Regions from separate parts of the Homo sapiens genome. Here regions 1, 2, 3, 4 and 5 are each linked to region 6. The links are chromatin contacts, found by Hi-C or POLR2A ChIA-PET in ENCODE. All regions are on one chromosome and are shown on one strand. The core of a region is the stretch at or near the end of the contact, and the rest is flanking DNA. Distances in the headings are between cores, read along the strand shown.

Region 1 (3,337 bases), core at 196-2,695, 6.3 Mb after region 6:
AGCTTTTTAATCTTTCTACACTAGCCAGAGAGTGGGTGATTGCAAAAAAATACAAGCCAACTCTGTTGGTAGAGGACAGGGTTATTAAGTTAAAATCCCATCTATAAGCATCGTTTTGTCACATGACACTAGTAAAACTACCACCTACTCACAATTTGAGTTTCAATCTCCTAATATACAGAGAAAAAAATGTATCTACCTCCTGGAACAAATCAAAGTTTTGTTTTATTTTAAAGCAGCTATCTGATATTTATGCCCTGGATTTTTTTTTTTTAAGAACAGAATAAGCTAATTTAGGAATTCACACCTTTCGTAGAGATGCTTATGGTACAGGTACCTCTGACGGCTAGGCTCTACCAACACTAACGTGTAACGTGTCACAAAAGCCAACGGGCGTTGCGGGGGCCGGGGGTAGCCAACAGCTCAAGTGGGCTGCTTCACTCCGTGGCAGATTCACCTGGGGATTCCTCACCAAGAATGTTGTTAAGGGACGAACCAAACCAACCACAAATGATACCCCTTTACCGAGGCTGAAAAAGCAGAGATTCGCAAGCTATAAACGAATCTCTGGCCCTTTAGGGAAGGTGCAACTCGCTGCACCTCTTTCCCCTATCCTACAGGGGTTAACAGGGGGCATCCTGAGGCCGAGACCAAGCCCAGCCAGCTCCTCCTCACATCCCACCTCCCACTACATATTCTCCCCAGTACGCCGGGCTCCCTCCTCCCCTCGAAAGACAGTTCAAAATCAAAACAATAGGTGCAAAACTGGTTTCAGGTGGAAATGGCTGAGTCCTGGTGGCTAACTTCTGGGACGCCATGGCGATCGAGGGCTCCTAAAACCCCAGATTCCGACGGGAACCGGCTCCTAAACAGTCCCTCGGGCCTCGGCCCGACTTCTCACACGCCCCTCCCTCACCTCGGCCCTGGGATGCTGGGAAGGGAACGAGGCGAGGGGCTGGAGGGGAACCCCAGGTCAAAATGACAGCGGAATGAGCCGGGAAAGGAAAGAGGCCCCGTGGGATGCTGGGGGTCGAGTCCTAGGCCCGGGGCTTCAACCTCGAACGGGGGCGACGGCAGGTCCCAGCCCCGACAGGCCGCGAGCGGGAGGCCAGGCCCGCGTCCGCTGCGCCGCCAGGCCACGCTCCCTCACGACTGTCCCCACCCACCGCGGAGGGCCGTGAGGGGGCCGCGACCGCCGCCAGCGTCCGGGGCGGGGGCGCTCACTCACCGGCGGGGAGGGGAGGAGCAGCCGGCGTCTCCGCCAGCGCCGTCGCTCGAGCTCAAGCGCCTGCTCCTTCCACTGCGGCCGCCGCACCCGGTCCATCCCCCACAACCACCCCCCCCTCCCGACCCTCCCCCCGCGCCGCCTCAGCCGCCGCCGCCTCAGTCACCGCCACCGCCGCCGCCGCCTCAGCCCCGGCGCGGGAGGGCGAACCGGCGCGAGAGAGCGAGCGCGCGCGCGCCCCCGCCACAGCCGCCACCGCCCACAACCTCCGCCCCCGGCCGGCGGCGCACGCGCAAGGGAGCGGGCGGACGGGCGCGCGCACGCCGCAGGGGCGGGGATGGGCCCTGGAAGGCGTGGCCCCTCCCCTAGCCCGCCTTCCCACGCGGTCTCTGGGCTGGTTGAGCTGCGCCGCTGCAGGTAGTGCTGAGTTGCTCCAGGTAAGCTCCTCCTCTCAAAAAGCTCTAGGAACCGAGCCACCCTCGCCCTAGGAGCAACGCCCCTGAGTAATATGGGGTTTCGTCGGATTTCTGCCCGCCGCTCTGGATCACACGTTTGTTCTCCCTATTTGAGTCGCAAGGCCTTCCTTCATTCCACCTAGCAGGCTGCTTGGAAAAGGGCAGAGACTCATTACTTTGCACCAGGTATTACCACTGAAGGGATTGTAAGCAGCCACCAGCCCATCCCTTTATAATTCCCATTTTCCTAATTTATTTTATTTTTATTACTTATGTAATGAGGCTTCTTCCGTGTTCAAGGAGCTGGGAGTACCATATGGGGTCAACGGAGTCCCTGGTCTCATGAAGTTTGAGATCTGGTGGAGAAGGAAAACATTCATGGGAGAATCAGACAAAATTAAGTTTTCAATTAGTAAAAATCTTCTGAGAGGTATATGGTACTAAGAGAATCTTTATGGGGGAATTGATTTAGTTGAGGATGAAGAGGGTAGAATCTGAGGAATTGAGTTGGGAGGAGTTAGTTGCTCCAAGGGGTGAGGTCTTGGCATGGCCAGAATGGGGAGCGCTAAAGAATATTGAATGTGGAGTAGACTGCGAGTGTGGGAAGAGGTAGGCGAGAACAGGTGAGGATTGGGGACCTATTTATTTATTTATTTATTGAGACAGAGTCTCACTCTGTCACCCAGGTCACCCAGGCTGGAGTGCAATGGCTCGATCTCAGCTCACTGCAACCTCCGCCTCCTGGGTTCAAGCGATTCTCCTGTCTCAGCCTCCGGAGTAGCTGGACTACCAGCGCACGCCAGCGCACCTGGCTAATTTTTGTATTTTTAGTAGAGATGGGGTTTCGCCATCTTGGCCAGGCTGGTCTGGAACTCCTGACCTTGTGATCTGCCCGCCTCGGCCTCCCAAAGTGCTGGGATTGCAGGCATGAGCCACCACACCCGGCCGGATTTGGGACTTTAATCTGAGTGCTTGGTAGAAGCTATTCAGGTTTTTTTCAGCAGGGTTGCAGGGGAAATAACTTGATCATTATGTCTGTTTTTTGTTTTTGAGAGGCAGACTGGAGTGCAGTGGCGCGATCTCGGCTCCCTGCAATCTCTGCCTCCCGGGTTCAAGTGATTTTCCTGCCTCAGCCTCCCTAGTACCTGGGACTACAGGTGCACGCCACTGCACCCAGCTAATTTTTTTAGTATTTTTAGTAGAAACGGGGTTTCACCATGTTGGCCAGGATGGTCTGAATCTCCTGACTTCATGATCCACCCACCTCGGCCTCCCAAAGTGCTGGGATTACAGGTGTGAGCCACCTTGCCCCCAGCCCATTATGTCTGTTTTTAAGTTACTTAGATAGCAACGTGAAGAGTGGTCTGATGGGAGTCTCAAAGCTGGGGCCGGGAAGCCAGTTAGGAGGCCACTGGCCACATAGTCAAGGCAAAGTAGGAGGGTAGTGACAGAGAAGAGTGCTAATGTAGTGGTAAAATGGACAGGACTTGGCAATAAATTGAATGAGGAGTGAAGGAGAAGGAGGTGGCAAGGTTTACTTAGATTTGAGGTTGGTGGAGGATGCATTTATAGATTTCAGAAGCACTGAAGGAGCCACCTGAGGTAACTCAAAATGGATGATAAACCTAAATTTAAAAGCTAAACCTATAAAAGAAAA
Region 2 (3,325 bases), core at 372-2,871, 7.8 Mb after region 6:
GTGGTAGGAAAAAGTGGCAGCTTTTAAAAATTTTTAGAAGCTTTTTGCGAGGTGACTCTAATGTTAAAGCAGGGCTATTTCCAAACCCCCTGGAACTCTAGCAGGCCAGTGACAATTGTATCACACCTACAGACTCATCACTTTAATGCAGTTGCTTCATGTTATTAGATAATATCCCTGCCCCACAACGCAGAAGACTAAGCTAGGAAAGATGATGTCATACAGCTCATCCCTCCTTCAAACACTGGAGCGTGATGAGTGCAGCTCAGTTCCAACACTTGGGTCTTTATTTATTATTATTATTTTTTGTAGAGACGGGGTCTCGCTATGTTGCCCAGACTGGTCTCAAATTCATGACCTTGAATGATCCTCTCACCTCGCCTCTCACAGTGCTGGGATTATAGGTATGTGCCCAGCCCTGGCTCCTCAACGTAAGACATAGCACTGTGCCCCAACCCTCAACTCCAAGAATGGCTACATTTACTTTCTGCCTGGCACTGTTCTAAGTGCCTAACATATCTCAACATCCCTAATAGGTTGGTATCATCTCCACTTAACAGATGAGCTGCTGGGATCTGAGAGAGTTAAGTGACTTGTTAAGGTCACAAACCTGTTTCTGGGTGGGTCCGGACTCTTTCCCACCATATGCCGTCACTTACAGGCTGTGAGTTTATGCCCAGCCCCCCTCAAGGAGCTGCCTCCTGCTTTCTATTGCATAATCAATATCGACACCTGGTGTAGGGGCGCTCTGCAGGGTGGGGAAGGCCTGGCCTGGAGTGAGGGATCCTGCATCTCAGCATCAGGCCCTGAGTAGGCCTCTGCCCTTGTGGTAGGGTAACCCACCCTCCTTCATAGCTCAGAGGTCTGAGGGGGTTTGAGGGAAAGACTAGAAAGCCTAGGAGGCTTCTTCTATCTCTCACCCCTCCTCACTCCCAGTCCTGTGCCACAGGATTTCACTCACAGCTCCTTCCACCCCCACCCTTCCCCTGAAAATCTCACTGCCCTGTGACTTCTCTATGTGCCACTCCCTGTGCGTCAGACCCCCACGATCAGCTGCCCACTGCCTATGGCCACCCCAATTCCTTAGAACTACACTTATCACTGCTCACCCTTCTCCTACTCTCCCCCTCTCAGAAAATGACACCACATCCAGGAAACTCGGAACCACCACTAGCCCAGCGCTCCCTCTTCCCCATTCACTCAGTCACCAAGTCCCCTCAATTTCACCACTCAAGATAGTTGTCAGACCATGGCGCCTGTCCATCTCCATTTCCCTAGGATAGGCCTTGGTGTCTGAGGCCAACCCTGCCTCATTTCCTCCTAACCCCCACCCAGGCCTTGTGCTTTGTGTACCACCACACCCAACCAAAGGTAGTTATTACTTCTTTGGCTCCCAGCACTCAACTGAGCGCCCCAGCTCTTCCTCACCTGCCGGGACACTCCAGCTGACTCCAGATTGCGACGCAGGCGTTTACGTACCAGCCTTTCTCCAGGTTCAGGGCGCTGCCACATCTTCAGCCCCGACCCGCCGCAAGTCTCATTTCCTCCTAACCCCAACCCAGGCCTTGTGCTTTGTGTACCACCGAACCCAACCAAAGCTAGTTCCCTGACTTGCTCTTTTGGCTCCCAGGAGCCTTTAGGTACCGGCCTTGCGCCAGGTTTAGGGCGCGGCCACACCTCTAGCCCCGCCCCACCGCAGGCCCAACCCAGAGGCTGCTTTCGGTTACCCTAGGGTTCCTGGGCCCTGGACTTCAACCCGGTCTGCAAGCCCCGCCCTGATTAGCTGCCTCCCGCACCGGTCGCGGCGCCCCGCCCCCAGGCGCCTAGGTTCCTCCCCTTATCCCTGCAGGGATTGGGCCTTGCAGCACCGCCCAGGCTCGGATTGGTCCGAGGTGAGACCCGCCCCTCTGCCCATTGGGCCTTCGGGACAGCAGAGGAGCAGTGTCCGGCCATGGCCGGAGCCCGCAGGCTGGAGCTAGGCGAGGCCCTGGCGCTGGGGTCGGGCTGGCGTCATGCGTGCCACGCTCTCCTCTACGCGCCGGACCCTGGGATGCTCTTCGGCCGCATCCCGCTGCGCTACGCCATACTGGTGAGAAGGGGGCGCGCCCGGCCACTTTCTGCCTGAGCCCCGCACCCTCTCTGGTGGTCTCCTCTGGGGCGCCCCTGCCAATCCCCGCTTCCCCCTCCCGCAGATGCAGATGCGCTTCGATGGACGCCTGGGCTTCCCCGGCGGATTCGTGGACACGCAGGACAGAAGCCTAGAGGACGGGCTGAACCGCGAGCTGCGCGAGGAGCTGGGCGAAGCGGCTGCCGCTTTCCGCGTGGAGCGCACTGACTACCGCAGCTCCCACGTCGGGTCAGGGCCACGCGTTGTGGCCCACTTCTATGCCAAGCGTCTGACGCTCGAGGAGCTGTTGGCTGTGGAGGCCGGCGCAACACGCGCCAAGGACCACGGGCTGGAGGTGGGACCAGCCTGGGACTCTGTCCCTTTCCCAATTTCCTCTTCTCCCAAAGCTTTCTCTCCCCCAAGAAAGCATCCCTGGAGAAAAGTCTTTGCCCCTCTGACCTTGCCCTCTCCCCAGCTTTCTTGGTGGAGTTGGGATCGTGATCATCTATACTCTGAATTAGTACTGCCAACCTGGGCTTTCTGTAAAGGTCTTTCCCACCCTTTACCAGGAGAGATCCTTTCTAGAACACACTCATCCATGTCTCTCTGCTGTTCCCTATTGACAGTGTGATAGATTATCACATTATCTAGGTGTGGCAACCTAGGTTTTATTCTTGGGGTTTGCTTTTCTTGTGTAGGAGATGTGGCCCTGATATTTCAGGCAGGGCTAGTAGATAGATTATGTATGAAGGTGGTTCTCAAAATTTGGCAGGTAGCAGAATCATCGGGGCGTCTTATTAAAATAGCGATTTCTCTCAGCATTCCTGCATTGGTGGTGGGGCGGGGGGAGAGGAAACCTGAGAATTTGTAGTTTTCAAAAGTTCCCAAATAATGCTGATGCAAATAATCTGAGGACCACATTTTGACAACCACTGGTGAAAGGGTATGAATACATCTTTGAGGCAGTAGCCACTAGAGGTTTAGAAGCAGATGTGGGAAAGATTAATTGATAGAGCTAGATAATATGTTTTGGGTCATTTTCCTGCAGAAGGTTGGGCCACTAGGCTTTAGTGAGGTGTGAGCCTTGGGCCTGGTTCTGCTGGAGTATTAAGGGGTGAGGCCTGATCTGCTGGAGAAAGGATGGAGTTAAGGGAATGAGCCACCTGGGGCCCTAGTGTCTCCTGTCTCCTTCCTTTTACAGGTGCTGGGCCTGGTGCG
Region 3 (3,378 bases), core at 676-3,175, 5.9 Mb after region 6:
AAATGCTTAAATAAATCAGTGAGTTACACTGTCTTCTCTGCAAATAAATGAGGTAAAAGTTTTACATAATGTAAAATTTCTGGGAGAGAGTGTGTATCACTTTCATCAGATGTAATCCTCCAGAAGGTAAATAATTTGATACAGAATTTTTGAATCTTCTTCATTCTTGATCCTCATGGTAACCTTGTAGGTACAATAAGGTTTACTCTCAATTTATTGATAAAATTGAGTGACAGGTTAAATTACTTGCAGAACAGACACGAGAACCCAAGTCTACCAAATCTTGGTCTAATACTTCTCCCCCATACTGTTATTGAAAAAAGCTGGCAAGGCAAGGTGGCTCATTCCTGTAATGCTAGCACTTTGGGAGGAGGAAGTGGGAAGATCACCTGATCCCAAGAGTTTGAGACCAGCCTGGAGAGCACAGTGAGATCCTCGTCTTTGCAAAAAATGAAAAAAAAAACCCAAAAAAACAAAAAAAAACAAGCAACCGGGCGTGGTGGAGCATACCTGTGGTCCCAGCTACTAAGGAGGCCGGGGTAGGAGGACTGCTTAAGTCCGGCAGGTCAAGGCTTCAGGGAGCTATGATTGTGCCACTGCACTCCAGCCTGGGTGACAGAGCGAGACCTCATCTCAAAAAAAAACCCACTAAACTAAAACTTCATTAAAGTTCCAATGTGTCTTCTATGATGAAAACATACTTTTAAAATTAAAAAAAAAATTTCAGTAAAGTGTATCCTAATCACTAAACCACAGATTGTAAAAGGTGGATGGGTCTAGAGAGATCATTTAACCCAAGTTCTTTTCTACAAATAGGGAAACTGCAAGAACTAGAATTAGAATCAAGGTTTTCTGATGTAATTTGGGGTAAAATAATTTTGAGGAGCTGGATGGATCTTATGAAATGATATTGTTTACAATTTTAGAGATAAAAATACTGAAGCCTGGTGGAATCAGCACAAACTCTTAAGAGACTGGGGCTCAAATTCCAGCTCTACCAGCTGTAAGTTTAGCAGCAAGTTACTTAACATCTCAAAGTCTCGGTAAAAGACTCTGTAAAAAGAAGGTGATGCCTCTTTCAAAGTAGTTCTTAGTATTAAATTTTGAAAAAAGTAGGTAAATCTTAACCTCCTATCACACACGTAGTCTAATGACTTCCTAGGATCCTCCAACCCCAAGGGGACCTCTTTCACAAAACCTCCCGGCTCCCCCCCAGTCTCCCTAGTCATCTTAGATGAGGAAGTCGAGCGCACCCCAGGGCTGATCGCACAGGAAGAGCACCTGGGCTCCAGACCCTAGTAACTAAACCCGTGGGCTTCGAGGTTTCTGCCGACCCTCTGTCAAAGGTTAGAAAGGCCCACACACTGTCCACTCTCCCGATACCATTTTACAGGTGGTGAAACTGAGGCCCAAAAGGGGACAGTAACTTACCGGAGGTCATTCGGCGGGTCTGGGACTAGGCGCTCACTAGAGGTGACGGTGGGGGCAGCTCCGCGGTCCCCCAGACTCAGACTCTCCAGCCCAGTCGTGCCCATCGAGCAGGGTCCGGCTGCAGCAACGAGCCCAGCGCCGCAACGCCCAGGGTGTGGGGCGGAGTAAGATGTGAAACCTCTTCAGCTCACGGCACCGGGCTGCAACCGAGGTCTGAATGTTGCGAAAGCGCCCCAGACGCCGCCGCTGCTTTCCGGCCGCCCCCTCGGCTACAGCCGCCATTTCCACGCTCCACCAATCAAATCCATTCTCGAGGAAGACGCACCGCCCCCACACGCCCCGACCAATCGCTCGCGCTCTGGTTGCGCTGGCGCCTTAGGGGCTCCAGTGCCACCATTGCTTTTGCTGCTTTTCTGGCTTTCCCTTTCGGACATGCGCGCTCGGAGCAAGGCGCCCTCGCACTCAGCTTACCGCGCATGTACGTTGCCAGGGGTAACGCAGGTAGCCAAAGTGGCTTGTGGAGTGGCGACCGTTAGTGAGGCGGTTGCTGAGACAGACGCTGAGGCGGGTAGGAGGAGCCCGAGCCGTAAGGGAAGCCGTGATGAGGGCCGTGTTGACGTGGAGAGATAAAGCCGAGCACTGGTGAGGAGCGGGGCGGTTCGCGAAGAGCAGGAGGTCGAGTCCTCGCGGGGAGTGCGCGAGCCGCTGCAGCGTGTTTGAGGGGGGCAGCGGGCTTGCTGCCTGGGCCGAGGGCACTGAACCCCGGCCTGGGAGACTGCAGGGTCGCCCTCCCGCCCCTTGGCGGTTGGAGAAACTCCCGAGGGTTGGAGAGCGGCAAAGGGAGGTGCCGCGCCTGAGGTGGTGGCGGGTGGAGGCGGCTCTTCCCTCACGGTCTGGCCCTGTCGCTGCCTTGGATTCATCTCACACCCACGAGACAGCACGAAGCTGCTCAAGCTTCACAGTTCTTGCCACATCCACATAGTACCCATACTCTTGTTTTCTTGACGTTTTTCTCTAAATTGTCTCATTTATTTTAATTATGATTTCACATTTTACAAGGAAACTTTATTACTCCATTTATGAAAACCAGTGTCACTTGCTCTAAATGTTAAGATAAAATCAGCGTCGCTTGCTCTAAGTGTAAAAGTAAAACTTAAAGTAGGGAGAAACAAAACTGAACAAGCTGTAGCTAGCTATTGTTGCTAGGGAGCCTTTAAACCTGAGATCTCGTTTCTCTAAAACTGGAGATGGGCAGGTATGATCAGAAAGGTGCTCAAAATGAGCACCAAACACAAGCTCTCCTAATTGGGAAGTCTGAAAAAGAACTGAAGGGGAATGACTTTGTCACCTTTTGATTCAGTTATTTAATGTCCTATTCCATTGTTATCGCCTAAATCTATAACATAGCAGTCTGTTTTGTCATATTCTTACTTATGGGATAGGTCTTGGCCTGACTTTGAAAATCATTCAGCATTGTTGTGAAGCCTCTGTTCTGGCCACTGGAGCAGGTTACTTGTCTTTGGTTCTGTCCCTTCTGAGATCTTTCTCTGTGTAAAGCATGCCGTCTCTCCTCATCTCACACGGAAATCCTGAACATCCTTCAAGGCTCACGTTGGAGACGGGTCCTCTCTTTTGTGTTCGGCACTAGTGGTAGCTGACACTATGTGCCAGGTGCTGGCTAAGCACTTCATATCCTTTATCTCGTTGTGTCTTCACCACTCTCTAAGGTAGGTACTATAATTTCCTCTATTTTATGTATGAGGAAACTGAAGCCCAGAGAGGGTGGATAATTTGCCAGCGTCACACAGTGAGGGGTGGAACCAGCTTTCAAGCTCAGGTCTTCCTCACTCCAACGTCAACGCTCTCAGCCACTACATTAATTTTTCCTTATGTTACAGACGTGGCAAACTCAAATGTCTGCAGGAGACAGGCAGGTAACATAAATGG
Region 4 (3,661 bases), core at 945-3,444, 7.3 Mb after region 6:
AACCCCCTCAGACACCAAAATTTCCAGATGCTTAAGTTTTTTATATAAAATGACTAATTGGTCAATTCTTCTTGGTAAAGTTGATCTTGATCTTACCAGTTTCTTTTTTGGCTTAGTAATAGGAACAATGATTTTCATAATTTAGGGGACCAAAAGTAAAATTTCAGTTTAAGTCATTTTAGGAATAAACCATGGAGCTATAAATCTTTTGGAGGAGTTATAGATTCAGTGTTAATGCTAGAGTATTGCAGTATATTAATACAACAGATAGTTCTGAAAAGTTGCTTTAGAAAAATGTTTCAGCTAAAGTGACCCAATACCAAATTCTGTACAGTTACCCTCTATTTTGTAAATGCATATGTTAATATCAAAGTATTTATATTGTGTAATTTCCTACCTTAGGTGCTTTTGTTTTTAATATAATGCTGTTTCAAGGTCGAATATGTACAGTAATAACTGTTACAAATTGATTACGAGAGATCACAATCATTGTACAAATCACAGGCTATGTCATTGTGTAGACAAAAATCACTGACCATGCATGCCAGAGGTGGATCATAAATAGTAACTCCTAAGACTAGAAATCTACTTGATATTTTTATGGGTTCATCTTTAAAAGTGACCTCGCTGAATAAAAGTTCAATATTTCTTAAAAGAAAGGTAAATCTAAAAACCGTCCAGAATTTTCGATCCTAGTCTAGTACCACTTACTTGGGAACAAATATAGAAGCACAGGCAACCCCGTCCGTTAATTTGGCTCCGTCATTGTGCAGACAAAAATCACTGACCATGCATGCCAGAGGTGGATCATAGTTAACTCGTTAAGACTAGAAATCTACTTGATAGTGATTTTTATGGGTTCATCTTTAAAAGTGACCTCGCTGAATAAAAGTTCAATATTTCTTAAAAGAAAGGTAAATCTAGAAAGCTGTCCAGAATTTTCAATCCTAGTCTAGTACCACTTACTTGGGAACAAATATAGAAACACAGGCAACCCCGTCCGTTAATTCTGATGTTGAACGTGTGGTTAGAGAGCACACTGCGATATGTTACAGGACCTGAGATAAAAAGCAAATTTGTAAAGTGTCTAAGTGTTGATGGAGAAAAACACATCTAGCATATACGGAAATTTTCTTTTGAGTTCTCTGTAGGATGATCACCAACTCAGTAGGTGAAGCCCTGCCCTCTAGTGGTTATGGGTGTGAGAGGACTTCTGTTCAACATTATATGTCTGGCTCACCACGGTTTATTAAAACCAATCGTTCATTAAAAAGCACTTATTAGGGGTCTGGGTAAGATGCCGAGCAAGTGAAATGTTTACGTGTGAAAAGGCATTGACACTGGACAAAGGTACAGCTGCTAAAAGAAGTGCTCGTTCATTGGCTTCGACAGCTGTACGACTGGTTTCTAATTGCTGTTCCAGCCTCTCCCCAGTTCCATATACCACAAACGAATGAAAAAGATTAGCTCTCCCTGGAGCTCTCTGAGGCTGAACCTTGCTCTCTCATTACACATGGTAACTAAGCACACCCCTTAAAGAATTTTGGGAAGTCGCCCCGCGATTACCGGCTCCCCCAAGAACCAAGCAGTCAGTGCAGGGTTTTGCAAGTGAGAGTGCGAGACTCGGGAGGCTGCTCACGGTGCTCCAGTCCCTGGCAGGAGCATGGACACCTCGCCCCTTCCTTCCGTGGGCCTCAACGTTGCCTGCTGAGATTGTGACTGCCACCCCGACGGGAGCAGCTTCCCCTACAGACTTTGTAGAGAGCGCTTAAACGCCTCGGGGACAGCGGCCATGACTCTCAGCTTGGGCCGACCCCGCGGCCGCCCCACGGGAATGCGTGGCCGACACGGGGCGTGGGCGAATCTCCGACCCTCGCGTTCAGGGGGTGCATATAAACGGGCGGACACCGTCCCTGGGGTAAGGGAGGCGCCAGCAAGAACAAGGCGGGCCACCAACCCCGAGCGACCTCCTACCGGACGGATCCAAACCCAAACATTGTCCATTCCGGGCCGAAGTCTCGGCCTTCACTTCACTTCCGCCTTCCCAGCCCGTGAACACGAATGCGCCTGCGCGCACCTCTCTCAGCGGAAGTAATAGTGACAAAGCTGGGTTCGCGGCTGGCCCAGGAGTGCGGGGCGCGACTGGGCGGCCGGCGGCGGGGAGGGGCGGAGCGCAGGAGTCGGAGGCGGGAGCAGACCAGCACGGCCTCGCGGAGCCGGCCCGGCGGACCGTGACGGGTCCCCTCACCTCCTCTTCTCTCCCCTCCCCGCCCGCCCTCTCTCCCTCCCTTCCTCCCTCCCGCTCGCTTCTTCTCACGCCGGGAGCAGGCTCCCGCCTCGCACCGCTGCCCCGCGAGCAGCTCCTCTTCTCCCGAGGCGCGCGGGGCGCCCCCGCGAGCCCCGCGGCTGAGACCCCGCAGCCTGGAGGAGGGCTGTCCGGGGCTTTGGGTGGGTACCAGTATTACCTCCTGCCCCCATTTCTAGAAACTTCCAGGTTCTGAAGGAAGGGGAGGTTCGGGTATCCCCTGGATGGGGGGGCATCTCTAGGGCGCCGCCCCGCTGGCGTGAGCTGGGGACGTTGCGGGCACACGACGGGGCGGGTGCGGGATCTTGGGGAGGGGGGCTCCCGAGATAGTGGCTGGGCGGGGAACTCCTTCCTCAGCCTCTCGTCAGCGCCGCTTCTCCTGGTTTCTCTTGCAGATGCTGCTGCTAGGGGTGGTGGGAGCAGCCGTGGGACGCGTGGCCGGGAGCGGGGGTGACAGCCTGGGATTCCGGGGGCTTCTCTTCCTTGTCCTCCTCCTCTCCTCTCTATTCCCAGTGTGGCCGTGGCTGACACTAAAGACTTTGTAGCCATCAACCCGAGTGCAGTTTCGATGGAAAATGAAGGTAAAGGCCCCTGGCCGACCGGTTGCAACGCGGAGTTGAGGGTGTGGTGGTTTGCTTTTAAGTTGTCTTTGTTTTTCCACCTTTTTATTTTCGTGAGCTTATTTATTTACTGTGTATGTGAAGTGTCCAAGGATTTGCTTACTTAGGGTATCCAGCTTTTATTTTGGTAACATGGGGCATTTGAGAGATTGAGGTTCTGTGGGTGACTGAGCTTGATTCAGCTTTCTTGAGGAATTCCTGCTCTCTTCAGCTTAGGGAATGAGAGGGAAGTTTTCATTTCAGATAGCGTCTGTGCATGTTTAAATAGCTATTTGAAAGGAATTACTCGAGGGGAAGTGGAAATGGGGGACAAGGGGATGGGGCTGCATCTCTGTATATTGGCGTTTCAAGCCTCGATGTGGTGTGTGGCAGGATTCATTTATAAGAAAGCAAGCCATGTTTTATTATGTCTAGCATTGGGGAAAAAACTCATTATTTTTCAATTCACAAAAAAAACCCAGTGAATTTAATGAAATGTTATGAGATGAGTGCTTTTCTTAAAGTTCCACCCTATTTCAAAACATCATTTAGGAGGCTGACAGCGGAACCTGTTTGTTCACTGTACACTTTGGACACATTAGATCGTCATTCACATGTTACATGATCCCTTTGGCCTCGTTAAAATATTTAATGCTTTTCCTACACAGCACTGATTATTTTTAAAATTGTTGAACAACTGTGAATAAGTGATTTTTTTTCCCCCTCCTGAAACAACACTTATTCTTTGGACTGACTT
Region 5 (3,250 bases), core at 309-2,808, 6.5 Mb after region 6:
GGCTCACGGAAGGCATTTATTAAACATTTTGAGACTGAATAAAAACACTAGCTAACACCGACATGCATTTGCCATGAGCCAGGCACTGATCCACAGGCTTTTGTACTCAACGCTGACAACAACCCTAAGAGGTAGGTATCATTATATCAACCATTTTATTAATAAGAAAACAACAGCACAGAGAGATGCAGTCACTTGCCCAAGGTCACACAGGGCCAGGGGTTGGGCCAGGATTTGAAGCAGGCAGGCTGTCTCCTGGGTCTGAACTCTCAACTACTACACCCTAATCAAACAATCCCTCTGGTCAAATGTGAGTGATAATAATAGTACCCACCTCGTGGGTGTTGATGGTGAGCCCAAGTTAGCATTCAGCGTGGGCATGTGAACAATTATAGTCAATACTGAATGGAGACCTATGATGCTTTTATGAAGGTTTCTATTTTGGGTTAAAAATGCACAAATTTCTCCTGACCAGAAATGATCTCTGAGTGCTAAATATTTCATGTCAATGGAATAACGCAAATGATTAAGCAACACCCCATAAAATGGGGCAGACCCAGGGAGGAATATATATCCAAACTGACTCATCCCAGTGAGCTCACCGCACATGAATTACAAATGGAGCAGGGTGCATTAAGCCCCTCTGCTGGCAGAAGGGAGGCTGCTGCCTGCCATGCGCCTGTGCTGAGAATGGCAGGTCCCCAGGGAGAGGAGAGGCCACCCCCTTCTCTGTCTCTTCCATCACAGGAGTGAAAGCCTCAGCGCATGAGCTGATTCTGTGCAGTGCTCGACATACAGATGAGAACACTGAGGCCCGAGGGACAGCCTTTGACCTGGTCACCGTGCTCAGGAGGAGGTGGTTACCCGCGGGCCTGAGGGTGCTGACTTTTTAGAATGGGCGAGGGCAGCTGTGTCCCAGTGACCAGAACGATTACTGCCTTTAAAAAGTCATGAAAATGATCGTGAACTGTACCCCACACCGAGCGCGCGTCTGCCCCCCAAGACTGTGGAGACGCCCCCAGCTTCCGCCGCCAGCTCGCGGGGCAGGAGGGGTGAGAGCGACTCTGGCCAGGCCCCAGGGACGGGGACCGGGTCTCGTGGCCCTGACCGGGGAGAGCCCAGGAACTCACGTGGCAGGAGCGCCGGGGGTTTCAGCAGGGAGACCCATCCCGTCTGCCCCTGGACTTCCGCAAGCCCCGCAGGCCTCTCCGCTCGCCCCGCCGCCCACCTGCCAGGGGAAGGAGCGCAGTGTGCGCGCCGCTAGGAAGCGGCGCTCGAAACTCTGCAGCAAGAGTTTGGTACCCGCGTTCTCCTCAGGCGCCATGACGTGGGCGGGGCCGCAGCGTTGCCAGGAGACCGGGCGGAAGCCGGGCCTGGACTGAAAAGGGGGCGGGCCCAGGGTAGTGCGCGGAGGCAGAGAGGTGGCGGGGCCTAGGGGTAGGGTCAGGAGGAGCGTCCTGGGGGCGGGCGCTAGGGCGGGGCCAAGATGAGCTTAGGAGGGTGGGGCCTGGGGTGGGGCCAGGATGAGCGTCATGAGAGCGAGGCCTGGGGTAGGGCCAGAATTAACGTCGTTGGGGCAGGTCCTGGGTAGATTCCAGGTTGGCGGGTCCTGGGGCGGGGCCAGGATAGGGCGATCCTGGAAGCTGGGCTTCGGAAGCGTCCAGGTTGGTGGCGTCCTGGAGGCGGTGCCTTGCGTGAGGGCAGGATAAGAGTCCTGGAGGCGGGCATTAGGGCGGGGATAAACGCCATTGGGTTCAGGAGGCGGGACTCGGAGCAGAGCCCAGGAGACAGGTCCTAGGGCGGGGCTAAGGCCAGACCCAGAGAAGGGCTCAGGAGGCGGGGCCGGGGCGGGGCGTTGACTATGTCTTAGCACATGGCCAGGCGGTGCGCGGACTCTGGGAGGCGGAGCTTAGGACGGGCCCACGTGGGGAGGGGCCCAGGGTCCGGGAGGCGGGGCGGAGTCCAGGCTGCGGGCTGCGCTCAGGAGGCGGGCCCTGGGAGGCGGAGCTTAGGGAGGGGCCGGTGTCGGGAGGGACCCAGGGACTGGGAGGCCGGTCGGGGCTGGGCTCAGGGGCCCAGACCTAGCTGGGCTTGGGGCGGGGCCGAGACGGAGCGAGGGGTCCAGGGTGTGGGAAACGGGGAGGGGTTTGAGGAGGGGATCGGAATGTGGCTCAAGTTCGGGAGGCGTTACCTGCGGAGGGTTTGAGGCAGGTCCAGGAGCGAGCCCACGGTCTGCCGACGCGGGGCCAGGGGCGGGCCCCAGGATCCGGAGCTTCGGGCGGGGCCGAGTCCGGGTTTGGGGCCCGGGAGGCGGGGCCAGTTAGAGCGAGGGTCCCTGGGATCGTCAGGTCAGGCCTTGGGCTAACGTAGGCACTCGCAGTTCCTCCGCCTTCAGGAAGGTCTTTTTAGCAGGGGCCTTACGGGTGCGCGCTTCGGTCCTGGAGGCCTTATCCTAGCCTCCTCTCTCCATCAGCGCCACCCGTCTGGGGCCCAAAAGGAGGGAGCTTTACCTCTGTCCCCCAGCCTTTGGAGTGTCACCAAACAAGCCATTCGTTCACCAAATACTTATTAAGTGCCTGACAACGGAGATGTAACGGTGAGAAAAACTCGGTGTTGTCCAGGCCCTCCAGGGGCTCAGGGGCTCGTGGAAGAAGTGGACATTGAAGTATTTATCACACAAATGAGTGTAAAAGTACAATAGCATATCTGCCACGAAGGTGAGCAGACAGAGCTAGCGGGGCTTGCAGGAGGAGTTTTGATCTTGCGGGGACAGGAAGGAGGAGTTAGCTCCTGCGGGGTGGGATTGGGGGTTGTGGTGATATAGACGTGGGGACAGAGTGGAAAACAACAAAAATATAATTATTTTAGTTCAAAGTTATTGTGTCTTGAGTTGAAAGGCAGGGCAGTTAGCAACACAGTTCAGATTTCAGTACTGTCCCTGAAATCTGAACTGTGTTCAAAGTCTAAAACGTTTACCTTAGCAAATTCCTCATAAAACTCCATTTGGAAGAGTCCCGAGAGCTAATTTGTTAAGTATACTTGCAGAAGGTAGATGAGGAGACAGATTAAATCTTATTACCTCTTTCAGATGAGAGGCACTTGAGCCCTGCTCAGCTATGAGAATAAGAGGGGGAATTAATTCTAATTGAATACACTTGTTCTCTTATAGCTGTTGTTCCCCACCAGAACCAAATGAGCGCAAGATCTGACAAAGAAAAAAAAAGGTTCATCTTTTATTCCCCCATACCCT
Region 6 (3,352 bases), core at 704-3,203:
TCTCATGCAAGTCACAACTTCTCTGAGCCTAGGTTCCAACACCTACCATTTCTAATACTAGCAATACATATATGATCCTCCCACGATATATTTTCTTCTTCGTGAAAAAAAAGCAAGGTGCTGAACTGTAAAAATATTAATATATTGGCATTTGTCTTATTTTAAAAAGGGATAGGGGGATGTATAAACATATTTGCTTGCATCAGCATCTTAAGGATACACAAAATTAACTGCCTCGAGGGAGGGGAGCTGGGTAGAAGGGAAAGGTGGGAGGAAAGATTTTCACTGTATTCCCTCATGTTTTTCATTTTTAACCCTAACAATGTATCACCTACTTTAAATAAAAATGGATGTTCACTATACAATTCTTTCAACTCTTCTGTATGTTTGAAATTTTTCATAATAAAATGTTAGGACTTCTTAAAAAATTACAAATGAAGATAACTTAAAAATATATAACTGTCTGATGCTGTGATCCTCCTCACCAAAATGACAAGATAAAGAATTGCAGAGCTGAAGGAACCTTCATCACCCAGACCAACCCTTTAGTTTTACAAATGAAAAAACGGAGGCTAGAGAAATAAGATGATTTATCCAAAGTCACACAGCTAGTTAGTGGCAGAGCTTGAACTAAAAACCCGCCGGGATAAGGGATGCACTGAAATGAAAGAGACAGAAGATGGGTAAAACCGTTTCGAGGGTCCATTCTCCCCCTTTCCAGTAACTCTGCCTTCTACTCCCCAGTTTCTTCCCCACCCCAACCCATCCTAAAAGTCTAAACTCATCTAAAGCCTAGCTCTGCTCATGTCGCTGGCCAAAAACTTTGAACGCTTTCCCAATACCTTTCAGATTAAAGCGCAGCCCAGATTTTGAAAACAGCCGCCCAAATGAATGGTCACTCTGCAGCCACAGCTCCTCCACTCCCCATGCTGGCGCCGTTCAACATCCGAATCTGGCCGCCCAGGACGGGCTCCGCGCCGCAGGTAGTCCGGCCGCTGCCCCCGGCCCCGCACCTGTGGCCAGCCCCACCTTTCCTCCCGCGGCCCTCGCGAGCCAGCGCCCGGCAGCCGTCCCCGCGCCCCAGTGCCTGGGAACTTGGCTCGACCCCCAGCGCAGGAGGGAGCTCGCGGGCAGCCACCGGGGCCGATTCAGCGCTCGGCCGCCCTCAGCGCCCAGGTACCGGGTCCCGGGCACCCCCCGCCGGGAATGCACTGCCTGCGGCGGGCCGCGCCGATCCTATCCGCCCCGCCGCTGGCCGCAGGGCTCCCTCCCCGGCCGCGCTGGCTCCCCGCCTCCCCGAGCCCCAGCCTCACCCGGCTGTCATCACCACATTGTAGATGACCAGGTACGCCGTGGCCAGGGGCCCCGGGCCCTTCTTCTTCCGCGTGCCGCTGGCGTCCCCGGCCCCGGCCCTGCCACCGCCGCCCCCATTCCCCTTCGCTGCTGCAGTCGCCGCCACTGCCGCCATGTCAAGTGCCCGAAGCCCGCTCTCCTAGCGCGAGCGGCTCGGGCCGGACTACGCGAGGAGAGGGGGCGGAGGAAGGGACGAGGGGCAGGCGGGGCCAGGGCCGCGGGGCGGAGCCGGGACAGGGTCCACGGCAGCCGCCATCTTGGCTGAGGGCAAAGACGCTCCTGGCGCTCCCGTCTTTCGGCTTGCCTCAGTTGCCACTGCCATCTTGGATCAGGGTAATTCCCGCCTCTTGGGCGCTCCCGGTTACAACCTCGGCGCCATCTTGGATTAGTTCAATGTAGCCACCCTCTCCAGGCCCGCTGCTTCTGCCAGCTGGATGTTGCGTCGTCCCTCGCTATTCGCCCTCCTATAATCACTGCTTCCATGTTGAATCAAAACAATTATGCTTTCGTTCTCCCTTCTTCAATTGCCCTATCTTCACACCTGAACACTATTGCTCCGGTATCCTGCCATTTTGGATCAGGGCGGTTGACGGTGGATTCACTTCCCATCAGCCCTTGAGGCTGCAGGGACCAGCCCTTTGGTAGGTGCGCTTTGCTTCCTAACCCGTTGCCGGGTTGGAGATTCCACCTCCGAAGTTTTCTTTCTGACTTTTGATTTTACATTCCTAGTACAGTGGAGAAGCCCAGGCGGCCTAGAATCCAGTGTCGTCCGTGAGTGCTTGGCTGGTGTTCAAGTGCATCTTCCAGCCTGAGACCGCGTGGACTCGCTCATCGTGAGGGCGAGAGGAGGATAAGCCCATTGGGCTGTCGGCTGAGAGTGAGGTGCGGGGTAAGGGAGTAGATTTATAGCTATAGTGACTAAAAATAAAAGGATGTTGGCTTAGGTGGAAAACCTCTCTGCTTTGGGAAGCTGGAGCAGCTTGTGGGCATTGCTTCAACCAGCTGATCCCACTTTCCATTCATTGCTTTGTTTCAGGAGGTTCTTTATTTGTAAACGTCCCCTGCAATTTTTTACACACCCAAGCAGCTCCTTAAATGTATTACTGTATATGTGGTAGTATAAAATATTTATGGGTTCATTCCAGCAAGTGTTTATGGAGCGTCCACAAAGTTGCCCTGGAGTTCATGGCACTAAGTGAAAGAGACAAAGTCGTCAGTCTCCCAGGGATTATATAGAGCAGCGGCCCCCAACCTTTTGGTCAACAGGGACCGGTTTCGTGGTGGGGGGGTGGATGATGGTTTCAGGATGATTCAAAGGCATTACATTTATCATTAGATTCTCATAAGGAGCACACAACTTAGATCCCTCCAATGCGCAGTTCACAATAGGTTCCCCGCTCCTATGAGAATCTGATGCCACCGCTGATCTGAGGGAGGCGGAGCTCAGGAGGTAATGCTCCCTTGCTTGCTGCTCACCTCCTGCTGTGCCTCCTGGTTCCTAACAGGCCAGGGATTGGTTCTATCCGCAGCCTGGGGCTTAAGGACCCCTGAGGGAACCAGACGAAAATGCTCGTATTAGTTGGTGAAAAGTGGTATCAGGAAGTTATTACAATAATCCAGCCATGGTGATAGTGGTGTGGGCCAGAGTGGTGGAAATCGAGGTGATGAAAACAACAATGAATTCTGTGCGTATTTTAGAAGTAGAATTATAAGATTTGTGGATATGTTAGTTTTGGAGTGTGAGGTCAAAGGCGTTTTGAGCAACTTGTAAGAAACCATTTTTAAGGCGGAAGTCGGGAATTTTGTTTTTTATATGTTGAATTTGAAATCCTTATTAAACATCCAAGTGGAGAGGCTGGATAGACAATTAAATTTAGACCCTGAGGTTCGGGAAGGAAGTCCAATGGGCTAGAGATATAAATTTGAGAGTTGTCAACCTAAAATAATAAAAAAGGTAAGAATCTAGTTTAAAGGAAGTTTATTCAAGCATAAAGGTTGA

Evidence for each region. A loop is a pair of places that touch in the nucleus more often than their neighbours do. ChIA-PET counts read pairs that join two places held with the same protein, here RNA polymerase II (POLR2A). Pooled maps may share reads with other maps.
Region 1: a map of B cell shows a loop between it and region 6 (14-fold over the local background). The contact joins the promoter of TMCC1 here to the promoter of MYLK-AS1 in region 6. A Hi-C loop is called at or near these places in 3 of 168 maps with a recorded cell type or tissue (B cell, CD8-positive, alpha-beta T cell and naive thymus-derived CD4-positive, alpha-beta T cell) and 6 of 50 pooled maps.
Region 2: a map of CD4-positive, alpha-beta T cell shows a loop between it and region 6 (11-fold over the local background). The contact joins the promoter of NUDT16-DT here to the promoter of MYLK-AS1 in region 6. A Hi-C loop is called at or near these places in 2 of 168 maps with a recorded cell type or tissue (CD4-positive, alpha-beta T cell and naive thymus-derived CD4-positive, alpha-beta T cell) and 7 of 50 pooled maps.
Region 3: a map of CD4-positive, alpha-beta T cell shows a loop between it and region 6 (12-fold over the local background). The contact joins the promoter of IFT122 here to the promoter of MYLK-AS1 in region 6. A Hi-C loop is called at or near these places in 1 of 168 maps with a recorded cell type or tissue (CD4-positive, alpha-beta T cell) and 7 of 50 pooled maps. POLR2A ChIA-PET finds 5 or more read pairs at or near these places in 1 of 52 experiments (activated CD4-positive, alpha-beta T cell).
Region 4: a map of OCI-LY7 shows a loop between it and region 6 (34-fold over the local background). The contact joins the promoter of ATP2C1 here to the promoter of MYLK-AS1 in region 6. A Hi-C loop is called at or near these places in 3 of 168 maps with a recorded cell type or tissue (CD8-positive, alpha-beta T cell, OCI-LY7 and naive thymus-derived CD4-positive, alpha-beta T cell) and 6 of 50 pooled maps.
Region 5: a map of CD8-positive, alpha-beta T cell shows a loop between it and region 6 (14-fold over the local background). The contact joins the promoter of LINC02021 here to the promoter of MYLK-AS1 in region 6. A Hi-C loop is called at or near these places in 2 of 168 maps with a recorded cell type or tissue (CD8-positive, alpha-beta T cell and gastrocnemius medialis) and 7 of 50 pooled maps.

Annotation. Positions count from the first base shown.
Region 1 is chr3:129,892,266-129,895,602 of GRCh38, forward strand. It overlaps TMCC1 (transmembrane and coiled-coil domain family 1), which reads right to left and starts at 1,446. Exons shown (of 7, transcript NM_001017395.5): 1 at 1,229-1,446. It overlaps TMCC1-DT (TMCC1 divergent transcript), which reads left to right and starts at 1,606. Exons shown (of 3, transcript NR_037893.1): 1 at 1,606-1,662. RefSeq lists enhancers at 28-820, 821-1,612 and a silencer at 974-1,703.
Region 2 is chr3:131,379,854-131,383,178 of GRCh38, forward strand. It overlaps NUDT16-DT (NUDT16 divergent transcript), which reads right to left and starts at 1,622. Exons shown (of 4, transcript NR_038976.1): 1 at 1,480-1,622. NUDT16 (nudix hydrolase 16) reads left to right here and starts at 1,921. Exons shown (of 3, transcript NM_152395.3): 1 at 1,921-2,089; 2 at 2,193-2,462; 3 at 3,309-3,325. The coding sequence starts at 1,952. RefSeq lists enhancers at 1,230-1,499, 1,791-2,360, 2,361-2,929 and a silencer at 1,610-1,909.
Region 3 is chr3:129,438,299-129,441,676 of GRCh38, forward strand. It overlaps IFT122 (intraflagellar transport 122), which reads left to right and starts at 1,926. Exons shown (of 30, transcript NM_052989.3): 1 at 1,926-2,073. The coding sequence starts at 2,033. MBD4 (methyl-CpG binding domain 4, DNA glycosylase) reads right to left here and starts at 1,650. Exons shown (of 8, transcript NM_001276270.2): 1 at 1,432-1,650. The coding sequence starts at 1,535. RefSeq lists enhancers at 1,480-1,559, 1,650-1,789, 1,990-2,199, 2,350-2,399, 2,430-2,479 and 1 more.
Region 4 is chr3:130,891,890-130,895,550 of GRCh38, forward strand. ATP2C1 (ATPase secretory pathway Ca2+ transporting 1) reads left to right here and starts at 2,195. Exons shown (of 28, transcript NM_001378687.1): 1 at 2,195-2,448; 2 at 2,701-2,886. The coding sequence starts at 2,881. It overlaps LOC107986023 (a long non-coding RNA gene), which reads right to left and starts at 2,032. Exons shown (of 3, transcript XR_001740492.2): 1 at 967-2,032. RefSeq lists an enhancer at 1,750-1,969 and a silencer at 2,060-2,449.
Region 5 is chr3:130,110,149-130,113,398 of GRCh38, forward strand. It overlaps LINC02021 (long intergenic non-protein coding RNA 2021), which reads left to right and starts at 1,559. Exons shown (of 3, transcript NR_146653.1): 1 at 1,559-1,664; 2 at 2,474-2,596. LOC124909432 (a long non-coding RNA gene) reads right to left here. Exons shown (of 3, transcript XR_007096083.1): 3 at 3,212-3,250. It also overlaps the pseudogene FAM86HP. RefSeq lists enhancers at 630-819, 920-969 and silencers at 1,970-2,019, 2,090-2,259.
Region 6 is chr3:123,583,560-123,586,911 of GRCh38, forward strand. MYLK-AS1 (MYLK antisense RNA 1) reads left to right here and starts at 1,954. Exons shown (of 4, transcript NR_121654.1): 1 at 1,954-1,994; 2 at 2,088-2,242. HACD2 (3-hydroxyacyl-CoA dehydratase 2) reads right to left here and starts at 1,494. Exons shown (of 7, transcript NM_198402.5): 1 at 1,314-1,494. The coding sequence starts at 1,468. RefSeq lists silencers at 819-998, 1,009-1,618 and an enhancer at 1,679-1,978.